Regions from separate parts of the Mus musculus genome. Here region 2 is linked to region 1. Evidence: chromatin contacts called from ENCODE Hi-C or POLR2A ChIA-PET data. All regions are on one chromosome and are shown on one strand. The core of a region is the stretch at or near the end of the contact, and the rest is flanking DNA. Distances in the headings are between cores, read along the strand shown.

Region 1 (4,476 bases), core at 838-3,337:
TGACATTTTATATATATGGATGAAGATATATGTATATATGCATATATATTCAAACACTTCATTTGTTTTATAATTTAAATTTTTCTTATCTACCATCTATTCCCCTTAACAGTCCCCATCACATTTATTTATGTATTTATCATACTTCCAACACTTTCTTGCTTTCTTGTTTTCTTTCTTTCTTTCTTGTTTTCTTTCTTTCTTTCTTTCTTTCTTTCTTGTTTTCTTTCTTTCTTTCTTTTTTTCTTTCTTTCTTTCCATTGAGCCCAATTAGTCCTGCCCATATGATTCTCTACTGGCTCATCCACTGGGGCACAGGGAACCACCTAATAGCCAAAGCCCCAAAGGAAAATGACTTTCTCTCAATTTCTTCTTCCGTATCTTTATCAGGCTCTTTTCCTATAGACAATTTAATGTTTATAAGCACTAAAGAATGTGCATTTGGAAGCCAGAAGAAGTAAGCTGGAAGTGGATTTTGCCACACACATAAATTCTGTCACTGAGATGAAGAAGCAATCTGTGTTGTGCTCCTGCAGCTCTGAGACAAATCCTAATACAGGCCTCTTTTCCCATGGTGAACACTGCTAGAAGCACTAAAGAATGCAGGCTTATAAAATAGTGAGTAGGGCCAGAGAGATGGCTTGACTTAGAAGTACTTTGTCACCAAGCTGGGGGACCTGAGTTTGATCCCTGAAAGTCACATGGTGGAAGAAGAGAACTGACTCCTGAAAATTGTCTTCTGACCTGAACACATGTCACGGTACACACACATGTGCACACACACATAAACACACAGATAAACACATAGAATCAAAACACACTTTCATATTAGAAGAACCTAAAATGCCCAGTGTCGAGACCAGAGGGAACAAATCCACTGAGTCTATAGTTAAAGTTACAAGCCAACAGCGTCTGGGGCCCTGTCCTTTTTGCCTTGTGGAGGAGAGTGAAGTGTAGACAGAAGCTACTGGGAGGGGAAATGGGTGATTCCAGCTCCAAAATCAAGCAAAACTGCCAACCTTGTCAATCCAGATGGTCAGACAAAGGGAAGAGACCAGCCTCGCACCCGTCTACAGTCCAGCCATGGGTTAACTGGCATCTCTAATACTTTTCACCTAGTCTGACTTGACAGATGCCTAACCTTAGCTACTGAGCGAAGACAGGCTGATGGGCCTTGGCCGTACAGAGAGAAAATTTTTGATGCTTCTCACTTATGACATGATTGATTTTCTTTCAGCAGCCCTTCACTTTGGGAAGTGGCGAGGGCTGGCTCACTGCGCCCCGGTGCGCCCTGACCCCCGACATGCGGCCGCTGTGAGGCTGGAAACCGATGACGGCAGAAACCTAAAAAATCAATAGGCCCTGTCAGTCAGGGGCGAGTCGGACGTCTTTTAAAAACCCAATCACGACATGCATTCGCTGCGTGGTGTGGATCCACTGCACACTTGAGAACACAATGAATTCCCCGTTCCTGACTTTTTATTTATTTGTTGCTGCTTCCCACTTCCCTCTCTGAGACAAGAAACCCTTCCCCTTTAAGTCAGCCAGGGAAAGGGGCAAGTGAGTCGGAAGGTTGGATTTTTGTGATTTTATTTAAAAAAAAAAAAAACCGGAAAAATTCCCTGGAAACTATTTGAATAGCATGGAATAAATAGAGCTTGTCACCACTGCCAACATAAACAATGACATCATTTTTTTTCTTTTTTTACATTATCTGGAAAGAATTTGGATAGGACTTTTAAGTCTAAAAACCCACGAGGTCAAAACTGCTTAATAGCTTAATAAAGTTGATCAAGGAAATACTATTGTTTAATTTTTTCTTTTAGGATTTCTTTAAGGTGAAAGAATTAAAGAGAGGCATGCATGCACACACACACACATGTGCACACATGCACACATTCTCACCTACAGAGTCTGGTGTTCTCTGCCGGGGAACAGTAGGGACTATGAATGGCTCAGTTACAGAGCCAGGTCAGAGGAATTTTCTCCAGCCAGTGTGGAAGGAAAATAAAATCCTCATCCTTTCTCTGGGAGGCAGACAATGCAAAGGGTGGCATTTAGCTCCTCCGTGATCTGAGCCAAGGGTTGGGGGCAGGGAGGGGGATGTGGAGTAAATACCAACTGTGACAACCACAAAGATAAGAAAAAGACCAGCTTGGCCAGAAGGCTGCTGTGTACAGAAAGAAGCCAGTTCCACACTGGCACACACGGGAGGAAAGGGAAGACCCTGGAGGCTGGAGAAGAGCTGAGGATGCTATAAGGACCGGTTATTATCATAAGAACTATAGGAAAACATGTGTCAGAAATTCTGATATGCTCTTCAGAGAAATGTATAGGTATTTGTGCATCTTAAAAATCCATGCTAGGCAACATCCCTACATTAAAAATAAAACAAATAGAGAAAAAAAAAATCTCTATCTGGATTTCCAAACTAAGCCCAATTAAAGGGTTTTTTGTTTTTTTGTTTGTTTGTTTGTTTGTTTTGGTTTTTTTTTTTTTTTTTTTTTTTTTTAGTGGCTGGAAGCCTGACAAGCTACAGTTCCCCCCTGTTTCAGTGGGTGTGTGTGTTTTAATGTAATATTAATGAGCCAGGATGGAGGGTCATAAAAAGTGATAGGTTTTTGCGATGGTAAATTATAAATCGGTATTGATTTTTCCCGGCACTAATGCAGCCGGCTTATTGTAAGACACCACAGGCAAAGTGCACTTTATCAGATTAGACTGGGGCCAGTATCAAATATACATGAGAATAAGGATGCATTTGTGAGTTAGACTAGACTTTTCTTCCCTAACAATGCATAAAATTTTTAAGGAAAAAAAAAAATGACCAAGGAACCCAGTGAGTTCACCATTTTTTTCCCAAAGCAAAAACTTCCAGAATCATTGCTCTTGGGACAATTTGTTCCAAAATGAATAGATGGTGGTAATAACACCAATTAAATTATAAATGGTTTTGGTTAAAGGCAGTTCTAAGTTTCTTGCATTCATTTGTAGCTCAGGTGGGTGCCCAAAAGAAAGGGGTAGGTGTGCTTTGGGCTCACAGCCCCCACTCCTCAGATGGCATTGCTCTCCCAATGCCCGCATTGGGGCGGGGGACGGGGGAGGGGGAGAAAGTGAGGTGTTTCTGGAAGCCTAAAGATCACACACACACACACACACACACACACACACACACACGTATCAGAGTCTTGGGAGCCTCTTCGGTGGAGATATTTAGCTACAGAGTAAAGAGACCAAGTCATCAAGAGAGAGAGAGAGAGAGAGAGAGAGGTTAGTCTGTCTCCTCTCAAACCTGGACAGGTCAGCTTCTACATCAGTAAAGTCCTCTTATAGTTTGCCTTTTGTTCTTTGGCACACTCTCTCCTTCAGCTTTGGGGCGGCCGGGGGCTGGGGCTGGGGAGCGGGCAACATGCTAACAGAGCTGTTTCCAAACACTTTCCGACTTCTCCCTACAAGCGGCTGGCACGATCTCTATCAAAATCTGCCACTTTCCTCCAGGCCTGTGCAGGGACTGTGCCTGCACACGTGACAGGCTGCCTTACCCAGCTCCGAGGCCCTACGCTCAGCCAAGACTCTTCTATGTCTCCAGAGTGCAGACAGGAATTGGAAACCAGCACATTTGCCCCCACCGCACCCCCCAAAATAGTGTTTTTTAAGAAGTTGGGAAGAACATGTGTTTATTGACAGTTCATTAACAAACATCAAGCCCCCTGCAAGCTGTTTACCAAGGGATGTGGTGAAGTGAAGAAGTGTGAATATAAATAACTAACAAAGGGAGAATGGGAAGCATCACAGGGCAGTTCTACCTCTAATACATTCTGAGTCTACTTTTCTATAGAATATTTGTTTAAAGGAGAAATACAGTATTTCTAAAGGGCTATCCATGGCATATGAGTCAGTTCAAACAATAGGTGTTGGAGTGCTAGCTAGATGCTAGCATCTAGAATATTGAGACAAAACTCTACAAAAAGTGGTGGTGTTGTTGCTTCTTGCTTTTCTTCTCTATGCCTACATCCATAAACTAAAACAAAATTTGCATAAAAGGAAAAATAAGCTGGTGAGTCCCATCATAATAAGGTGAAGGTTAGAACATCCTTGCTTATTCTGCAAGTATGACGGGTGTTCAAAACCAGAGCGAAAGTTCACAACAACCAGGCCCCAGTCTTGAGGAGCATAAAATCTAAGTTAGGGGCAAACCAAATCAGCAAAGAACATGTCAGATTCAATAAGGTGTTTCTCATTTGTTACGTCAATACTCGAAGTGGGCCATACAGAATGAGGGTAGCTAACTATTTCCAAATGTTTGAAACAAAATTTACCCTATAATATCCTTGCAACAAAATGACTCCAGGAATTACAGAAATGAGGGAAAACGTTTTCAGACAAGAACAAATCAGGTAAAAACCTAATAAAGCCAAAGGAAATTACAAAAATTAAAGATTGTTTCCATGGGAGTTTAATCTTTTCACTAAGAAG
Region 2 (4,476 bases), core at 682-3,181, 75 kb after region 1:
GGGAGGGAGGGAGGGAGGGAGGGAGGAAGGGAGGAAGGGAGGAAGGGAGGAAGGAAGGAAGGAAGGAAGGAAGGAAGGAAGGAAGGAAGGAAGGAAGGAAGAGAAAAAGAGAAAAGGGAAATCAGAAAGAAAAGAAGATTTAAGGTAGTTGGTTCTGGAGAACTCTGGAAATTGTCCAAAGTTAAGAATTGAACAGAAATAGCTAGCAGAAGATTTCCCAGAAGGCAAAATGAGGCTGGTTTTTCTCACTCAAACCACTAAATATTGCATCCTGTTGTTAGGAGGGAGGCTTATCTGGGGTAATCGCCAATATGATTTGACATCCTGGCTGTCCTGAAAAACTTTCTCCCATACAGCCCAGCAGATTTCCCCAGTTTGCCATGTCCTGATGCGTTCTCTTTCTCTCCCTCTAGAGGCAGAATGTGAAGCAATAAATAAGGCTTAATATCTAGGCATTAAAAATAAAGCCAGGGGTGAAGGCGCTGTGACAGGAACAGAAAACAGGCCTGGGAAGAAAGCCCATACTTTGTCAAGAAAGCGGATGCAGGAGAAAAGGGAGAGGTGGTGGGGGTTACATAAAAATATTCTCTCACCCTTCAGAGTCTGCAAGCTCCCTTCCACCCTGCTCCTATCTTCTCTCTCTCTTCCAATCTCTTCTCTCTCTTTCCCTCCCTCTCTCCTTCCCTCCCTCTCTCCCTTCCTCTCATCCCTCCCTTCCACTCCTCTCTCTTGCTCTCTCCATTGCTCTGACTCTACAAATCTCTGTGGATTTGTATCTGTCTCTCTTTTCTCCTTTAGGTCTCCCCCATCCCATCCCACCCCTCCCTCCATCTATTCCTCCATGCCCCTCTCTCTGTCCCTTCCCCTGTCTCTTGCCTGGGATTTGGATAGGAACTGATCCCTCAACAAAAGGAACCAACGAGTCTCTAGAAGTAGCCCTGCACATGGTGTGGACACATTGTGACCCTGTCAGTAGAGGCAGCAAATGTCCCCTGACAGTGTGGCCCTCAGATGCCCTCTCTTTTCCCTCTCTTCTCTTGGCCTAATGAGCCTCAATTACAGCCAAAGGCGTCTGGACAGTGCCAGGCTAAGAGAGGCCTCTCACAAGGAGCCAGGGGCATCATTTTAACAGGTGTGTGTGTGTGTGTGTGTGTGTGTGTGTGTGTGTGTGTTCACTTCTAACTAGTGACATCTTCCGGCTGTTGGGTTTGGCCCTGGGTTAGGGGTCAGGATCCCTTCTTCCTTGCTGGGGCCCAGAAACCTTGCAAGGAAAGTCAGCAGGTCCCACAGGTCCCGAGAGGGCACAGGGGCCAGGGCTGGCTTGTCTGTGCCCTTTTTAATACCACATTCTAGCAAAAAGAAAATTCTGAGCTCTGACTTTAGAGCCTTTGACACATAATTGGTAGCCAATTTTCCTAAGTGGTGAGTCAATTTTCTGCTTGTGAAATGTAACTTTACCCTGGTGAACACCGGGCCCCAGGGTTTTCAATGTGGCTTAACAGCAATTATATGAATGTTAGGAAGGGGGGGAAGTGTTAAAGTCTCTGCATTTGCATTTGTACGTGTTTTTACCTCTTAAAGGCATAGGAGATATCTCCTAACCAACTCACCCACGGAAAAACCCACCCAGAGACAGGCTCAGGATATCCTGGGAAAGAAAACCACACTACAAAGGGTACCTTTTTTTTTTTCCTGCAAATATTCCAACCAGTAGTGAGATGTAATTGGTTGGGGGTGGCATTTAGGAGGTCAGTCATAGCATGGGTTCCTAGCTCCCCTCCAGCTGTTTTCTTTGCGTGCGCCCTAACCTCTATTACTCTGCCCATCCCCACCTCTAAACAAATACCCGGTGGCGCTGGGCCCCTCCCCTTTGCAGGCTAGTCCCCCACCCCCAGGCTGCTCGGCTCAGCTCCACATTTGCTGTGCGACTCCGCTTTCACTGGCGACAAACTGGAGCCGGGGCCTTTCCGTTCAGGAGGAACTCGCTACGTGTCGCTAACAACAGCACAAACACCGACTGCCCGGCTCTGGGCTCCGCTGCCCACAGCGCACTCGGCACCAAAGAGCCTCAACTGTAAGAAGTAATTCATGAGGTCCCACAAAGCCACTACTGAGAGTCATGGAGCAGGGGGGTGAGAAAAGGGGTGTTCCTGCTCCTGGGGCCTCCATCCCTGCAGATCTGAGCTGCAGTAGTTACATTCACAGCCCAACACAAGCAGTTTGTCCATGTTCGGTTTATCTCATGTTTTGTTTTGTTTTGTTTTGTTTCCTCTATGGAGACAAACCATCTCTATCTTCCATTAATCGTGCTTTTACATTTCCATCCAATTTATTAATAGGATGCTCTCACAGATATAGTTTACATATTTGTTGATTACGTGGACTTAGTTTTTACGTTCATTTAGTTTTGGACACTTTCACACATGTATCTAACAGAGTCTGCTCACAGAAGTCCCTCTGCTCTGGCTAACCCACCCACCATTCTCTTCTTCGAAATAAATCCCCATTCAACTTACATGTCTTTTTGTTTTGTAACCCACCATGTATAACTTTGCCCACCCTCAACCTTAGTCCTAAAATGCACTCTTTGGCTTTATCCAAAATACAAAAGTCATGCCACAATCATGTATTTCCACAGATGTGAACGACACCTACCCACACTGGCTCAAGCTATACTTGCCCATAAAAAGACAGAGCACTGCTGTGAACTTTTTTGGGAAACTTGCTACATTTGTTTCAAAAGACACATGTATTGTAACAAAATAAAAATACTGGGGAGAGACTGACTTTAGAAGCATATATGAGGAATAGGTTTTTTTTGTTTTGTTTTGTTTTGTTTTGTTTTTTTTAAGAACTAGGCTAGGAAACAGAGTAAAGTAACAAGAGTAAATTATATTTAGAGGTCACTAAACGGGAAGAAATACATAAGAAAAACTTTCCCCAAAATAAGAGAGACAGCATGCCAATACAGGCATTTCAGCACGTGTCCTAATTTTGGAGAGGAGGATAAATAAAAGAGTTAAATGTAGAAAAGAAACCGACTGTGGGACTCCTAATTCTGAAAGATAGAGAAAAACAGCCAATGTGCAAACACACCTGTGAAACTTGGTAACAGAGCCTGTGTTAAAGGCAGGATTGCCCCATCAAATGAGTCTCCCAGAGACTCAGTCTGCAGCTCCTGGGTTCAGTGTTTAGTAAAGGGCTTCCCTAAATCCCAGCCACAATGAGATGTCCTTGTAAACACCTTTATACTTCTCCCTAACTCTCCAGTGGATTTCTGCAAGCTCCTACCTCTGTCAACTATGCCTGGCTGGAATTACTATCGAAACACATCCTTCTCCCTAGGAGTTTAAGGGGACAAGCCTTCAGGAGAAGCCTGAGGGAGGGATAATTGTTTGGGGGGCACAAGAGGGGAAGTTAGCTATCTCCTCAGTGGTTCCTGAGACCCTGCTAAGAAGGCTGCTTACCTCTGACAGCAGCCCCGGGCAGGTTTAGGAACCCGGGTTTCATGTTCCTGCCCTTAGCTTTGTGTCTATGATGGCTGGCACATCTCTTTTTGTGGTTGTAATTTAAATGAGACAACCCACTGCACAGCTGTCTCAGTCAAATTATGCAGGGCCATGTGGCCTTTCTTCAATCTTTAAAAAGTCTAGGGCACCTCTGACCATGTTTGAGGGAAGCCCAGGGGAGCAATGACCAACAAAAAGGAATAGCAATTACGCCAGCAAAGGGTGGAAATTTGCCTAAATGAATGTATTCTAGGCAGCACTCAGAAAATGGAAATGTTAGTTTTTATAGCGAGACAGAAGAGTGTCGTGATCAAGATCCTGATCTTTGGGGCTGGACACAGCAGGGTTGGCTTTCTGGCTCCCCTATCTAACAGCAGCGCTGAACCTGAACATGTTATTTAACCTCCTGGAGCTAGGGTTGCCTTCCTTATAAAACAGAGAAAGGGAACACTTCGTGAGTAGGGCTGCAAGGTTTAAATGAGAGTACGTGTAGCAGACATGTAGCTTAAGAAGTGCTGGCTATTACATTATCGTTACCACCACCAATAATTAGCACAATAGCACAAGGGTGTATAACTGTGAATGCCAGTCACCACCCAAGACAGTCCACCCATAACCCGGGAAAAGACTAAGTAAGTTAACACAGTCTACATCGGCCCCTCGTTTATAGGCCACAGAACTGCATGTTCTCTCTGCTCTCTCTCCCACCCCTCTTTTCCTTCCTTCAACCCCCTCTATCACACACATACACATAGATGTGTGTCTCTACATGTCTGCCACAGAAATATAGAACTACAAGCGGAATGGCCTGTATGCAAACATGCTGGCCCTTAACAAAGCAATACAAATATAGACACAAAATAAGGAAGGAATCCCCAAGTGGTAATAAGGTCATTGCATAGCAAAAAAATAAACTTCTTAAGGTATGGAAAGAAAAATCTATTGTCTGTCCCTTTTAAAATCCGAG

What was found. Hi-C counts contacts between places; a loop is a spot of excess contacts on that map. ChIA-PET counts read pairs that join two places held with the same protein, here RNA polymerase II (POLR2A).
Region 2: a map of heart shows a loop between it and region 1 (2.0-fold over the local background). The contact joins two enhancer-like sites. A Hi-C loop is called at or near these places in 1 of 37 maps with a recorded cell type or tissue (heart). POLR2A ChIA-PET finds 5 or more read pairs at or near these places in 1 of 5 experiments (embryonic stem cell).

What each region holds. Positions count from the first base shown.
Region 1 is chr11:44,738,036-44,742,511 of GRCm38, reverse strand. The region is part of intron 6 of Ebf1 (early B cell factor 1); the gene reads right to left. Among named protein-coding and RNA genes, the nearest start is that of Ebf1, 120 kb to the right of the region's middle. Within about 2 kb of position 2,087, at least 2 of the 3 ENCODE cell types and tissues checked have a DNase peak (open chromatin) inside an H3K27ac peak, as active enhancers do; they include heart, where a contact is called at or near this core.
Region 2 is chr11:44,662,903-44,667,378 of GRCm38, reverse strand. All of the region lies in intron 6 of Ebf1 (early B cell factor 1), which reads right to left. Among named protein-coding and RNA genes, the nearest start is that of Ebf1, 47 kb to the right of the region's middle. Within about 2 kb of position 1,931, at least 3 of the 3 ENCODE cell types and tissues checked have a DNase peak (open chromatin) inside an H3K27ac peak, as active enhancers do; they include heart, where a contact is called at or near this core.